Regions from separate parts of the Homo sapiens genome. Here region 2 is linked to region 1. The links are chromatin contacts, found by Hi-C or POLR2A ChIA-PET in ENCODE. All regions are on one chromosome and are shown on one strand. Each heading gives the region's core, a stretch centred on a gene start or an enhancer-like site at or near the end of the contact. The rest is flanking DNA. Distances are from core to core; before and after follow the strand shown. Region 1 has its middle 27 kb from the start of LINC02317. Region 2 overlaps TTC7B (tetratricopeptide repeat domain 7B).

Region 1 (7,356 bases), core at 2,937-5,436:
TGCTTACTTCCCAGTCCGGTGAACACATGGGTACCACGGAACCGAAACAGAACTGACACATACCAACACTCACCCCTACCATGTGCGATGCACACTGGCGTTTTTCATTTTATTCTGTTTAGGTGGTGACCTCTGAATTGATTTCATGATGACGACCCTAGTGGGTCACAACTGCAGTGTAAGGAGTGTGGGGCAAGTCTCCTCAGGGGCACTGAGGAGCCCCCACTCTGGAGAGGAGAGACCCCCATTGCTCAGGACTCCAGCCGTGCACCACCCACCCTTCCTGCCTCAACCAGAACAGTCCTGCTGCTCTATGCTTTTGTTTGTTTGTTTTTGTTTTGTTTTTTTGAGGTGGAGTTTCGCTCTTGTTGCCCAGGCTGGAGTGCAGTGGCGTGATCTCTGCTCACCGCAACCTCCAGCTCCCAGGTTCAGGCGATTCTCCTGCCTCAGCCTCCCGAGTAGCTGGGATTACAGGCATAAGCCACCATGCCTGGCTAATTTTTGTATTTTTAGTAGAGACAGGGTTTCTCCATGTTGGTCAGGCTGGTCTTGAGCTCCTGACCTCAGGTGATCCGCCCACCTTGGCCTCCCACAGTGCTGGGATTACAGGTGTGAGCCACCGCACCTGGCCTACTCTATGCTTTATTCATTGGGCTTCCCCATAAGGTTCAGTTAGAAAAAGGTGTTCTCCGGTTAGGACCCCACCCCACCACCCCAAAAAAAAAAACAACAGAAAAATATGAAAACCAATTGGACTGGGAGACCCTGGGTGATTATGAGCTCTGGCATTCTGGGGTTCTGTGGTTTAAATTGAGTTGAGCAAAATAATTGTAAAAGCAGAACAGAAATTTCTAGGAAAAGATGGAGTTGGAAGTATTTCACCTGAAGATGACTTACTAATTTATTTCAAGTAAGTACATAATTATTATGCATTAAAGAAAATGATCACCTTTATTGATTGTCTTCTATGTCCCAGATTTTTTATATTACTTAATGTGAAACAGTGTGAGGAAGGACATCAGATGCCCATTGCATAGATAAATAAACTGAGGCTCAGAGAAGTTTCAGAACTTGTCCACAATCACATAGCTATGAGGAACATCTTGCTCTCCCAAGAGAAGCTAAGGGGAGAAAATCTTGAGCAAGAGAAAGCACTATGGCAGGCCCCTAATGTAAAATGGAGAAACCCTACTACCAGGCACCTCTCAAGGCTACTATGAGGATTGATTGAGACAATGCAAGTGCCTGGCTCATAATAGTTGCTCAATGAACGGTAGCTATTGTTATGGTTGTAATCTTTCGCTTTGGAAAGCTAAATTTAACCCACAGAACACCACCACCACCCGCACAACACACACACACACACACACACACACACACACACACACCCCATATGCTAGTGCTAAAATCCTGCTCCATAGCGTTTATTGCCAGTTCAGTTTTCAGGAGAAAGGACCACAGTAAATATGGTCTCTAATCAAACAAAACAAACATCACATTATGAGGAAGGCACATGAAGACACACTGCTTATATTGCCTTGAACACAAGTGCTAAAATAACGACCAGACGCAGTGGCTCACGCCTGTAATCTCAGCACTTTGGGAGGCCACAGTGGGCGGATCACCTGAGGTTGGGAGTTCAAGACCAGCCTGACCAACATGGAGAAACCCCGTCCCTACTAAAAATACCAAAATTAGCCAGGCGTGGTGTAATCCCAGCTACTTGGGAGTCTGAGGCAGCAGAGCAAAACTCTGTCTCAAAAAAAAAAAAAAACTGCTGAAAGGACATGTTCACTCCATACTCCTCCCCTCTTGCAGATAACAACAGCAAAGAGAAAGGGAGGAATTTTCCTTCCAAAGCAGGGATCCAGGGCTCTAGCATCTCTGAAATAGAAGTTGCCATAGAGCTCACCCAATTGCATCCCCTAGCTTATTTTCCAGGTGAGGAGATTAGGGTCAAAAGAAGGCAAGGGATGGACCCAAGATCACACAACATGCCTGCGGGAGAGATGGCCCAGAACTACAGAAACCCAGTTTTAAGCTTTTACAACTCGGAAGGCAGGGATTTCCTCAGCCTCCATGGGTTTCCTGGCATGTTAGCCTTCATGCAATTTGGTGCCAGATGGTAACCTCACTGTCCCCTGACTTCCTAGCAGCCCTCAGCTCCAAGGGCTGTGCCTGAAGATAGGAGTGAAACAGACTTTTCTATCAAAACTGCCAGTCTGCCGTTTGCTGCCTTGCTACAGAATCCATACTTGGACAATAAGCATGCACGAGTGTTTGCCACTAACATGTCCCTCTTTGCCAGACTGTGAGTTTCCTGAGAACAGGGACTGGGTCTTTCCAGCCATATGATCTGGAATAGGCCATTTACGCTCTCAAAGCCCCGGTTTCCTCAGTTTCTTCATAGGAATATTGGGGAAATGAAATTAGATCAACACAATGCCTGGAAACCAGTAAGTGCTTAATAAAGGTTGGTTATTATTATTATTTTATTGATTTTTATTACCTGTTTCCCAAGCACCTAAGATATCATAGTGCCACACAAAACAAAACAAACAGATGCTCTGTAAATTTGGATGTAACACGTGTGCCAGGAATGGTGCCATTTATCAATCACCTACTATCTACAGAACTTCTACTGCATACTTGTATCAGTCAGCTACTGTCATGATATACCGTGTAACAAACCACCCCAAAACTCAGAGAATTAAACAGCCATCATTTACCCTCACTCGAGGGTCTGCAGGTCAACTGGGGCAAGACTCTGCCTGCTATGTGCTCACTCTGGGGCCCAGGCTAAAGGGGCTACAGGGGAAATGGTTGCTACAGAGATGGCAGAAGTGCAAAGAACAAGTGGAGGCTGGGTGCAGTCACTCACACCTGTAATCCCAGCACTTTGGGAGGCTGAGACAGATGGATCACCTGAGGTCAGGAGTTCGAGACCAGCCTCCCCAACAGGGCGAAACCCTGTCTCTACTAAAAATGCAAAAATTAGCCAGGTGTAGTTGCACACACCTGTAATCCCAGCTACTTAGGAGGCTGAGGCAGGAGAATTGCTTGAACCCTGGAGGCAGAGGTTGCAGTGAGCCAAGATCGCACCACTGCACTCCAGACTGGGCAAGAGAGCGAGACTCCATCTCAAAAAAAAAAAAAAAGCAAACAAAGAACAAGTGGAAACACACAGTCTCCTGGGGCCCAGGCTGAGAACTGGTACACTGTTCCTTCTGTCTCCTTGCCATTGGTCAAAGCAAGTCACATGCTCAACCTCAATGTCAGTGGGGCAGGGAAATCTACTCTGCCCCATGAGGCTGTGGCAAGCATGTGGGTGTATAATACAAGCACAAGGGAGTGAAGAATTGCAACCAATAATCCCATATGCCCAGGCAAACCCATCAAGTTGATCTCTATCTTGCAAGTGGCTGAGGATGGGTCACTCCACCACTGTTTTCCTCCAATCCGTATCCAAGAACTACCAGAAGGATGCATCCCCACAAGGATCTTGGGGCGGGGTGGGGGAACTCAGAGACAAAATCAAATGCATTTTGGAGCATTTTGCAAGCATAAAGTGTACAGAGTAAATAGACAAAGTAATTCCTCTCACTTTGCCCTGTGCTGTCAGGAGAGTTCGTTCAAATCCTTCCTAACAGGGTGTTTAATTTCAAGAAGCTGAAGAATTGAGCTGACGATGTGTTGTTTATGAGCAAATTCCAGGGTCTGGAATTAAGAAGAAAGCATAGTTCAAGCCTACAGATTATCTTCCCCCATTAGGATGGAGCCTCCACTTTCGCCTGACAACACCCCCTCCTTTCAGCAATGCCCCCCTCTTTTGCTTCTCCAGGGCATCAGACCCAGTCTGATGGGAGTGGGGGGAGTCAGCGGGCAGGAGGTACTTGGGGACCCTAACTTCTGGTGAGACAGAAGCATCCGGGGCTCCAGGTGCCACCCCCCACTGTGGGGCGCCCTCCATCCTTGGAGCCTCGCCCTCTCTGACCTCCCTGGGGACTTTGGAGGGGGCTGGAAGGAAGGTGGAGGAAGCGGAGCTGCCGGGTGGGGGATGTGGAAGGAAGTCTATATTTGCTCCCTTGCAACAGCAAAGACTGTTTACCTCCAAGTCTGTGTTTTTCAAGGAAATGGAGGCCAGCAGAGGAAAAACGCCCTTGTGAAAACATTTCCATGAATTTATGTTGTTCATCTGGAGAGGCACGGCCCCCCGGCAAGGCCTCTGGGATTCAACATGGTCAGGATGAGGCTGGCCTGCCGGATCCAGGATGGAAGAACACCAGCCAGGCCAGGAGGTGACAGGTGCCACCTTGGCTCAGCAGAGCCAAGGAGCGATGCACACTCATCCCCTGGGGCCTCTCACTCACATTCAGATCTGTCTCTCATCAGCCGAAAGAGCAAGGGAACGCAGTGGGGTAGAATCAGAACACCTGGGTTTGAGGTCACAGGTCTGGTCGTTGTTTTCACAAGGGCAGGGAAGTGTGACTCTGGACAAGTCACTAGGCTGCTCTGGGCCTCAAGATCCTTTTCTTAAAGTGAGATTGAAATCTTGTACCTCTCAGGGTCGTTGTGGGGACCAAAGGAGGAAACGAGTATGAAATGATCATTGCATCTCCTTTCTGAACAGGGCGAGGCCAGGGTCTGGGGAGAGCTCTCCTGAGGCACAGCTCCCATGCCGGAATGGCTCCGTAGAATAAGTTCTAGGAAGCTATTTCACACCTGTAATCCCAGCACTTTGGGAGGCCGAAGTGGGCCGATCACTTGAGGTCAGGAGTTTCAGACAAGCCTAGCCAACATGGTGAGACACTATCTCTACTAAAAATGCAAAAAATTAGCCGGGCGTGGTGGCAGGTGCCTACGGTCTCAGCTACTCGGGAGGCTGAGGCAGGAGAATCACTTGAACACAGGAGGCAGAGGTTGCAGTGAGCCGAGATTGCGCCACTGCACTCCAGCCTGAGCAAAAGAGAGAGACTCTATCTCACACAAAAAAAGTTCTGGGAAGCTGCTGAACTACATCAGGGATGATAATCAGGGTTCTGGTACCACCTGATGTATTTCGTCCAGGCCAGACGAGAAACTTGGGCAGCCAGGGCAATGCATGGGAGATTTGCAAGGAAGTCTCACTGGACGAGGGAGGAAGGCCTTGGAAGGTAAGTAGCTACTTAGAGGAGTAGCACTTAGTGCTAAGGAAGCCGTATGTAGATAATAAGTGGGGCAGGCACTCCGGGCAGGGAGAGTGCTGACAGCAGCGGTCTGGTGGATGGACTCCTGCCAAGTGCTTGGAAGAGGCCGACTGGATCCGTGTGCTGAGTGAAGGAATAGCACCGAGCAGCGGTGGGAGTGTGGGAAGAAGGGAAAGAAAATGAAGGGGAGAGATGACAAGACCCTTGAATGCCAGCCAGGCCCAGGGTTGAGTGTTTGTCCCAAGTAGAATTTTTTCAGGAGGGGATGATCATAAAACCAACTCAAACTGGCTTCAGCCCAAAAAAAGAATGAATTGGCTCATATAACTGAAGAATTTGGGTGTGGGGCTGGGTAGTACAGGCTGCTTTCTCCAGGGAGGTTTCCCCGTTCGTGGGCTCAGGAGGGCTCAAAATCACACTTCCAGGTTCCAGGCCAGAGGAAGATAGGCGTCTCTTTCACAGAACTCCAGGCCAGCATCTAATTGCAGGTCACTTGCCCCAACTGGGATCCTTACCTGTCATTTAACCAATCCCTATGGCAAATCAGGCCTCTCTCCTGGAACTGGGGAAGGGATTAAGTTCTATACAAACATGTGGTTGAGCCCGGAGGATGGTGATTTCCTGTGAACGTGAAGGAAACCATTCCCAGAAGCAGAGGGCAGCGGGCAAACCCTGGGGCTCCTCCCGCCAGCAGTGTGGAATGGCAGCAAGGGGCCCACCAGGGCAGCGTCCGTATCCTCCTGCCTCAGCCTCCCAAAGAGCTGGGATTACAGGCCTCAGCCACCACACCCAGCCAGACCCTGCATTTATTTTATTTTACTTTATTTTATTTTATTTCATTTCATTTCATTTTAGAGACAGGGTTTCGCTCTGTCACCCAGGCTAGAGTGCAGTGGCACTATGTTGGCTCACTGCAAATTCTACCTCTTGGCTTACTGCAATCTGTACCTCCCAGGCTCAAGCAATCCTCCCACCTCAGCCTCCTGAGGAGCTGGACTACAGGCGTGCACCACCACGCCCAGCTAATTTTTATATTCTTTGTAGCAATGCGGTTTGCCATGTTGCCCAGGCTGGTCTCGAGCTCCTGGGCTCAAGCAATCTGGCCACCTTGGCCTCCCAAAGTGCTGGGATTATAGGCGTGAGCCACTATACCTGGTACAGACCCAGCATTTAGACGGTGACCCGATGGCCTCCACAAAGAGTGAGTGAGCTCAGTCCCCACTTACCCACAGCAACCCCATGCAACACTGAGGATATCCCCTCACCTCTCAGGCCCTGCAGACAGAGAGTGCAACAGGCCAGCTGGGGCTGGAGTGATGGCTGAGCCGAGAGCTGGGATTTGGGCAGGGCCTCGGCTCCCAGCCTTCCCTCCACCAGTGCCCATTTGGCTTCACCAGCTCCTCCCCACCCTCATATGATCGCTGCCTTTAATCCAGCAAAAAGCTTTTACCTTGTTTCATCTGCAGAGGAGCCCGAGGATTTAGATTTTTGCATTTTAAATGTTATTCATGTTTTGATTTAAATCCCTAAAACTAATTCTAGGCATTCCATAAGCCGCATGGCCCCCTAAGATCCTGAACCCTTCTCTCGTTCCAGGCCAGTGTCTCATCAGACTAATGTGATACGGTGGGATTTGTATGTGTGTCTGTTTTTAATAGAGAAAAACAAAAACCAGGAGGGTTTTGGAAACGTTAAACTGTTGTTTCAGTCTTTTAAATTTTGGATGGTTTCCATGGTAACTGGTAAGTTTGCTTCTTTGTTCGCTCCAGTTTTCTGGAGAGGCCAAGGCAGCTCTCCACAGCTTCTTAAGTAGGCTTGGATCAAAGTCCAGGCACGGGAAGGGGGCAAGCCGCAGCCCCAGTGTAACGAGCTGCCCCCCAGGATTCACCACCGACTGGGCAAAGCTGGAGTCTGAACAGTCCTCAAGTAGACCTCACTCCCCTTCCTACGTCTCCCTGAGGCTCAGGGCAATTCCATCGAGCTCCAAAGAGTCCACGTGTCAGAGGTGTTTGAACCAGAGCAACCCTATCTTAAATACGGGCAGGGTAAAATGAAGCTGAGACCTACTGGGCCGCATTCCCAGGAGGTTAAGGCATTCTCAGTCACAGGATGAGACAGGAGGTCGGCACAAGATGCAGGTCACAAAGACCTTGCTGATAAAACAGATTGT
Region 2 (7,356 bases), core at 1,610-4,109, 240 kb before region 1:
AATGACTGGGTAGTGTAGTTGCGGGAACCTTTGCAAGTCAGAACTTCACTCCCCTAGTCACATTGCAAAAGGTGGTGCAGTGCCAAAGGTTGCCTCGGGGAAGCTGGAATAGGAGGGTAGAAGAAAGGCAAATTTGTTACTGTATCTCCCCCAGAGCCTTTTGAATTTTATACCATATCTGTGTTTTATCTTCTAAAAATCTCAACCAACTGATGAAATATATGAAATGGAAGATGTTTATTTCTTCAACACATGTATGTACTATCACCTCTTCTGTGCCAGGGGCTCTGATTAAGGCCAGGGATACAGCCAGGAGCAAGGTGTGGCCCCTGCTCACAAGCTGCCCCCAGCCTGGAGCTGCCAGGTGTGACAAGCAGCTGTGGCCCATGTGCTGACGGGGGCGGGCCCAGCACAAGCTCTGCATGCCTTATCTAGGGGTTGGATACTTGGCTTCAGCCTTGCCTGTGCCTACCACTTAGGCAATTGGAGCGAGCATTCACCAACTGTGTTGTCTCAGATCATCCGACTAAAACGGTCGATGTTGTAGGAGAAAGATGAAAGCTCACAGCATCTCAAGGCTGCCTGGCCCATGGTTGGATAGCTCAGTTACTGAAGATAGGGGTTAGGTCCACCCTTTGCTGAGTGTGGGCCCTCTCTCCCTCCCTCTGTCCGAGGCCACATCCTACTCTGGGTGTCCCACTTGTCTTACTTCCTCATTTACTGGGGTTTTTCTGAATCCACTTTTTTTTCCTCCTCATCTGCCTTTCCATTTTCTCAGGACTTTAATTTAAAAGAGTAACTGGATTTTTTTTTTAATTGAAGTACAATTCACGTAACAAACCTAACCATTTTAAAGTGTAGAATTCAGTGGCATTTAGTACGTTCATACCACTGTGCAACCATCACCTCAAATTGCAAAACCTTTTCCTCACCCTATAAGAAACCCTATACCCATTAAGCAGCCACTCTCCATTCCTCACTCCCACCAAGTTCCTGTCAACTATTAATCTGCTTTTTTTTTCTATGGATACTGATTTGGGGTATTTCATATAAATATAAATAGCCAATATTTGGGCTTTGGTGTCTGGCTTCTTTCACATAGCATAATGTTTTCAAGGTTATCCACATTATAACATGGATCAATATTTCTTTTTATGGCTGAATAGTATTCCGTTGTACAGATCTACCACAATTTGTTTTTCCATTCATTAGCTGATGGAAATGTGGGTTGTTTCTACCTTTTGGCTACTATGAACAGTGTTGTTGTGAGGATAACTGGATTTTAAACTTCCTATATTACCTTTCTCTGAGCTCCATAAATGTTAGTAATTATCATTTTTATCATTTGTCTTAGAGATATGTTATATTTCCCTGTCTTCATTTCCTCCACTGTCAGCAGGGCGATCTTTCTGAGACACAGGAATAGACATGCCATCCTTCTGTTCAGAAATATTCGACAGACCCGCGCTCCTTCTTTTTTCTCTTTTTGTTTTGTTTTCCTTTCCGCCCATAATGAAATTGACTTCACTGTTTATCTTTTCGCCATATGCAATAGTCCTGCATGCTCCTTGGAGAATCAAACAATACATGCAAAATATGGAAAAGGAAAGAAAAGTGCCTTAGAATCCAGCTCTCCTGAGATAGTTGACTAATTGACATTTTAGAGGCAATCTTTACATCTGTCTTTATGAATAAATTGTGCATTATGTAAGTTTTGTTGAATGGGACAGTATCTTGCACATTTTATTGTGGATATTCCCTATCTCTCTTCTCTCCTCCACTGGCACCTCACCCATCTCTGCCTCCTCAACCCCAAACTCAGGTCATCAACATAGTGTGTCACAGGCTCTAGAGTCAGAGAGCTTTGGTTTGAGCTCTGGGTCTGCTATGTACCAGTCGTGTGAGCCTAGGCACATCATTAACCTCCTATGCATCAGTTTCTTTTCCTGTTAAATAGGGGTAATAATTGTGTGCATGTATATCTCAGACAGTTGGGAGATGCATATTCATTAATCCATGTAAAGTACTCAGAACAGAGCCCAGCACTTAGAGCTCGTTAAGAGGCAACTGTATGCTGCTGCAGTTACTACCACTGTATATACAGGAGTTACTAGGCACAGGGGAAGCAACAAAGGATACAAAAAGATCTTTTGCCTTCAAGAAATTTCCATTCTAGTTAGGGAGACCACATAGAAACAAACAAAAAGATAATCAAATTAGAGAATACATAATAGTGCAAAGCATGTTAATTGGCAGGTGAATGGAATAGGCCAATTGCAGCAGAGTTTATAGGTTGGGAGTGCCAGTAAGAGATTATGAACAATGGATATATGAATTGGCTCTTCAAGGCCTGATAGGCATTAAGTGGTCTAGGAGGAGAGAGACCCTCTTCATCCTTAAGCTTGCGGAGCTGTGAAGGCACTGGACCCAAGGGAACAGGAACCCAGGGCTTGCTCTCATGGAGAAGTGGGAGGAGAGGAGCTTGGAAAGAAAGTGTGGGGCCTGATTGTCAGCACCACAACCTGTTGGCAGACTTTACATGTGCCCCTTGAAGATGCGATCTAGACATATCACCGTGTGGCTCGTGTGTGAGTAAGTCCTCTTTGCCTCAGAAACCTTGCTAGATCTTCTTTTACATGGGTGGAAGCTTTTGTGGACAGAAGAGTTCATAAAACCATCAGTCAATTGTGAGAGAGAGAAGAGGTCTTAACTCCTTCTCACCCTGTCCTTGTGCTTTCCTTCCTTCTCTTGTCCCCAACCAGCATTAACACTTACACGTCAGGGCACAGCATGTCTTCCTGCTTCTTGGCTCCTCTCCTTGGCTGACCTGGGCCCACGGGCACCACAGAGGGTGGGGGCGCCTCTGCTGCCACTGCCAGCACATGTTCCTCTCTCTCCTGTCCTTGGCACCCTTGTGCAGTGGGTGTGTTGTGCAGCGTTGTGCAGACCCAGCCTTTTAATAACTGTGCTCACAGGGGTAAGTGGGAGCAGAGCCTCTCTTTCTCAAGGAAGCTGGCCTTTCTCTTATGCTTATTCAAGATGGAAGGCTGCTCTCCCATCTCAAGACCGGCCGCCTCTGTGTGCACCACATCATCGTGCCTTTCTTTCCTTATGGACTTTTCAGCCAGATGCTGGCCAAAGAGCATTGTACAAAGGAGACACAGACCAAAGGTTTATCACATCCTCATTCTGACAGGTTTAAATAGAAGCACAATGTTTACCATATCTCCAGTGCTGTGAGTTTTTGTGTTTTTAAAGACTAATTGTGAGCCCTGCTGAAAGGTTTGTGTAGGAAGGAACACTTCTTTTTTTCCTCTTCATTTTAAACAGCAGCACTAGTTGGCATGACAACCTGCGCTATTAAAAGTAAAGCAGCAAGCACCGCTTCCTCTGTTTTTCAGAATGAACCCAAGCTGCTAAGGAGGTTTGTCTCTTGAATTTGACTATTAATGGCTCCATTTCGACAGGATATTATGGGGTCCTTTTAGAAGGTTGTGTGTGTCCCCCCTCCATAGGCAAGGCAGCTTTAAAGACAGGAATGGTATTTTTATCTTTCCTGTTGAACTCATATTCATGTGTTTGTGGTAAATCTCAACAACACCATAGTTCTGTGGGTAGAACTGTCTGACTAGTGATTGTACCAAAAGGACATTTACACCTCCCTAACCTAAATGCTTATTTAATCAGGGAGCACAGTGAAAAGCATTGCACATCTAACAACGTCTGCTTGCCAGGCCCACCATTTGTTTAAAGTTCAGCATTGCGTGCAGTCCTGCTTGTACTGTAGAAACCCAGCCTTGAGCTACGTGCCAAGGTTTCTAGAAGGTATCAGTGGGCATGACACAAATGGATCCGTAGACTTCTGAGAAATCAAGGCAGGGTGTTTGGCTAATGCTAGGTGGTTCATAACAACTTGCTGAATGCACCAGTGCTTCAAAGCCAGTGTGCACCCTCATCCTGCCCCCTTTCCTTTGGTTTTAGAGGTCCCTAGATGTGCAAGGAGTGTATCTTCCCCAGGCAGGCCCAAAGGTTAAAGGTCATTGAGTGGAAAATGGGCAGCAGAGTAAGGGATGGGCCTGGCTTGGGGCAGAGCACCTGGACAGTTCCCAGCTCTGGTCCAGCTTTGTGAGTCGGCTCAATAGGAACCATCTTTACCATTTTTTCATGACACCCTGCCCCAAAGAATGTCAGCCTCTGACATGGCCCCTGGGATCTCCATTCTCACCATTATGGAAATGTTCTTTTGAATTAAGCATTGCTTTCTTAACGTGGTCCTCAATGAAAATGCCAACACGTTTGGGAGGAATGGAAGGGGTTTAAACTCTTAGGGTAGCATAGTTCAGAGAAACAAGGAATCTAGGTATATACCTCATGGTTTTGTTTTAGTTCTTTGTTTAAAATTTTTTTTTAATATGCCATGTTAACCTTTTTAAAGTGTAAAATTCCGTTGCATTTAATTACATTCACGATGTTGTGCAACCATCATCACTATCTATTTCCACATTTTTCCATCATCCCAAACAGAAATTCTGTACCCATCAAGCAATAACTTTTCATTCTCTCCTTCCCGATACCCTAGTAAACTCTAATCTAATTTTTGTCTTTATGAATTTGCTTATTTTGGGTACCTCATATAAAAGGAATCAGGCAATACTTGCTCTTTTATGTCTGGCTTGCTTCACTTAGCCTAATGTTTTCAAGATTCAGCCATGTTATAACAATATATCTGATGGCATTAATCAGAACTTCATTCCTTTTCATGACTGAATAATATTCCATTGTATGTATATGTTACATTTTGTTTATCCCTTCATCTGTCAATGGACACCTGGGTTGTGTCCACCTTTTGGCTATTGTGAATAATGCTGCAGTGAATACTGTCCTTGGACTTTCCTTCCTTCTCCTGTCCCCAGCCAACATCAACACTTGCACATAAAGACACAGCATGTTTTCCGAGTTCCTTTTTTCAGTTCTTTTGGGTTTGCACCTAGGAGTGGAATTGCTTGGTCATATGATAATTCTATGTTTAACTTTTTGAGGAACTGCCAGACTGTTTTTCACAGTGACTGTACCATTTTTACATTCCTACCAGCAATACACAGGTTTCTAATTTCTCCACTTCTTCACCAGCACTTGTTATTTTTAAATTATTATTAATATAGACATTCTGGTAGGTGTGATGTGATATCTCATTGTGGGATTGATTTTCTTTTCCCTGATAACTAATGATGTTGAGCATCTTTTTATGTGCTTATTGGCCATTTGTATATCTTCTTTGGTGAAACTACTATTCAAGTCTTTTGCCAATTTTAAAGTCTAAATAATAAACTCTGGTCAGCTATATTTTTAGAGATACCACACCTGCTTTTTTTTTTTTTTGTAGAGACGAGACTGTAGAAATCAGCTTGGGCTGGTCTCAGACTCTTGGCCTCAAGTGATCCTCCCGTCTTGGCTTCCTAAAGTGCTAGGATTACAGGCATGAGCTACCATGCCCAGCTTCACTTTCTTGAAATGTCTTTTGATGTGCAAAAGTTTTAAATCTTGATTAAGTCCAGTGTATCTATTTTTTATTTTGTTGCTTATGCCTTTGGTGTCATAACTAAGAATCCATTGCCAAATCCAAGGTCATGAAGGTTTAATTCTTTGTTTTCCTCTAAGGATTTTACAATTTTGCTCTTATATTTGAGCTGTTTGTCCATTTATAGTTTTTTTGTATATGGTGTGAGGTAGGAGTCCAACTCCATTCTTTTGCATGTGGAAATCCAGTTGTCCTAGCACCATTTGTTGAAAAAACTATTCTTTGCCCTATTCAATGGACTTGGCACCCTTATCAAAAACCAATTGGCCATAAATTTATGAATTTTTTCCTGGAATCTTAATTCTGTTCCTTTGGTCTGTATATGTATCTTTATGTAATACCATACTATTTTAATTTCTGTAGCTTAGTAGTAAGCTTTGAAATCAGAAAGTATGAGTCCTTTAACTTTGTTCTTTTTCCAGTTTGTTTCTGGATCCCTTACAATTCCATATGAGTTTGAGGATTGGCTTTTCCATTACTGCAAAAAAAAAAAAAAAAAAAAAAAAAAAGTTGAAATTTTGATAGGGATGCATTGAATTTATAGATCACTTTGGATGACATTGCCGTCTCAACAATGCCTCATAGTTTAACATCAGACCTGTGTGATAATCTCAGTTCTGCTACTTTACATGCTGAATATGAACTTGAACAGATTCCATTACCTCGCTGAACCTGTCCCCTTATATGGAAAACATAGATAATAATAAGATCTACCTTGGAATGTTATTGTGATGATTAAAGAGATAATGTATGTTACTGCAAGAAGTGCATGTTACTATTGTTATTGGTGGCATTAATAATCTGCTTTCTAATGTAAAAATCTCCTTTGTATGAAATAATAACTCTGGCAGATGATCCTTGACCCTTATATAGGGAAGTACCCATTGTACAGTAAAAAAAATTCAGCCCTGGAGTCAGGGAGATCTGTGTTCAAATTCTGGCTCTGCCCTTTCCTAGCTGTGAGACTTTGAGAAATATACTTGGCTACTCTGAGCTCCTACCTCAGAGACTGTTAGGAAGCTCAATAAGATAATGGCTATAATGTAGCTAGCACAGCAATTGATGGGTAATATATATTGTTCGATTCCTCTTTGGTTATTAGAAAGGATTGATCTAAAATGAGTTTCCTTGTAATTTCTACCTATTCTGTCTTTTTGGAGCAGTAGGGCAAGTCCAGCCCCACCTCACTGACAGTCTACCAATTTTTTTTTTTTTTTTGGTTGGTCTTATTATCTATTTTGAGCAGGTAATATTTGCACAAGGGAAGTATTACAACAGAGCCAAGGGGAAACATGAAGAAGAAGTTACTTGTGTATTCTTCTAAAGACTGACTATGAATCCACAGGCCACTATGCATATGTGTGTGTTCCCCTTCAGTGCAAAAGTAGCATGCCACAGGACATAAAATCTATGTTTTATCCAGCTGGTGATCTATCCTGAAGATTGTACCAGATTCATGTGTCTAGATCTGCCTCTTTTCACAGGTGGGAGAATGTTCCATAGTAAAGATGCCCTGGTAATGGATGGCTCCTTCTCCCTATTGAGTCCACCAAATTTTGAAGACAGTTGTCATATTGTCTTTTTTCCTTCAGCCTAAAGTGCCCCCAGTTCCTTTAGAACAAGGGTCAGCAAATTAAAGCGTCAGATGCTAAATATTTTAGGCTTCAAAGGCTAAGAGACAAAACCAAGAATAGCATGTAGGTATAACGAGAGAAAACAAATTTCTGCAAAATTTTAATCAATGAAACTCAAAATATAATGAGTACAACTTTTGTAAT

The links. Hi-C counts contacts between places; a loop is a spot of excess contacts on that map. ChIA-PET counts read pairs that join two places held with the same protein, here RNA polymerase II (POLR2A).
Region 2: a loop to region 1 is called in a map of mesothelial cell of epicardium, with 27 times the contacts of the local background. The contact joins two enhancer-like sites. A Hi-C loop is called at or near these places in 1 of 168 maps with a recorded cell type or tissue (mesothelial cell of epicardium). POLR2A ChIA-PET finds 5 or more read pairs at or near these places in 3 of 52 experiments (WTC11, activated CD4-positive, alpha-beta T cell and activated T-cell).

Annotation. Positions count from the first base shown.
Region 1 is chr14:90,424,756-90,432,111 of GRCh38, reverse strand. No RefSeq gene overlaps it. Among named protein-coding and RNA genes, the nearest start is that of LINC02317, 27 kb to the left of the region's middle. Within about 2 kb of position 4,186, at least 5 of the 41 ENCODE cell types and tissues checked have a DNase peak (open chromatin) inside an H3K27ac peak, as active enhancers do.
Region 2 is chr14:90,667,559-90,674,914 of GRCh38, reverse strand. All of the region lies in intron 9 of TTC7B (tetratricopeptide repeat domain 7B), which reads left to right. Among named protein-coding and RNA genes, the nearest start is that of TTC7B-AS2, 26 kb to the left of the region's middle. Within about 2 kb of position 2,859, at least 3 of the 41 ENCODE cell types and tissues checked have a DNase peak (open chromatin) inside an H3K27ac peak, as active enhancers do.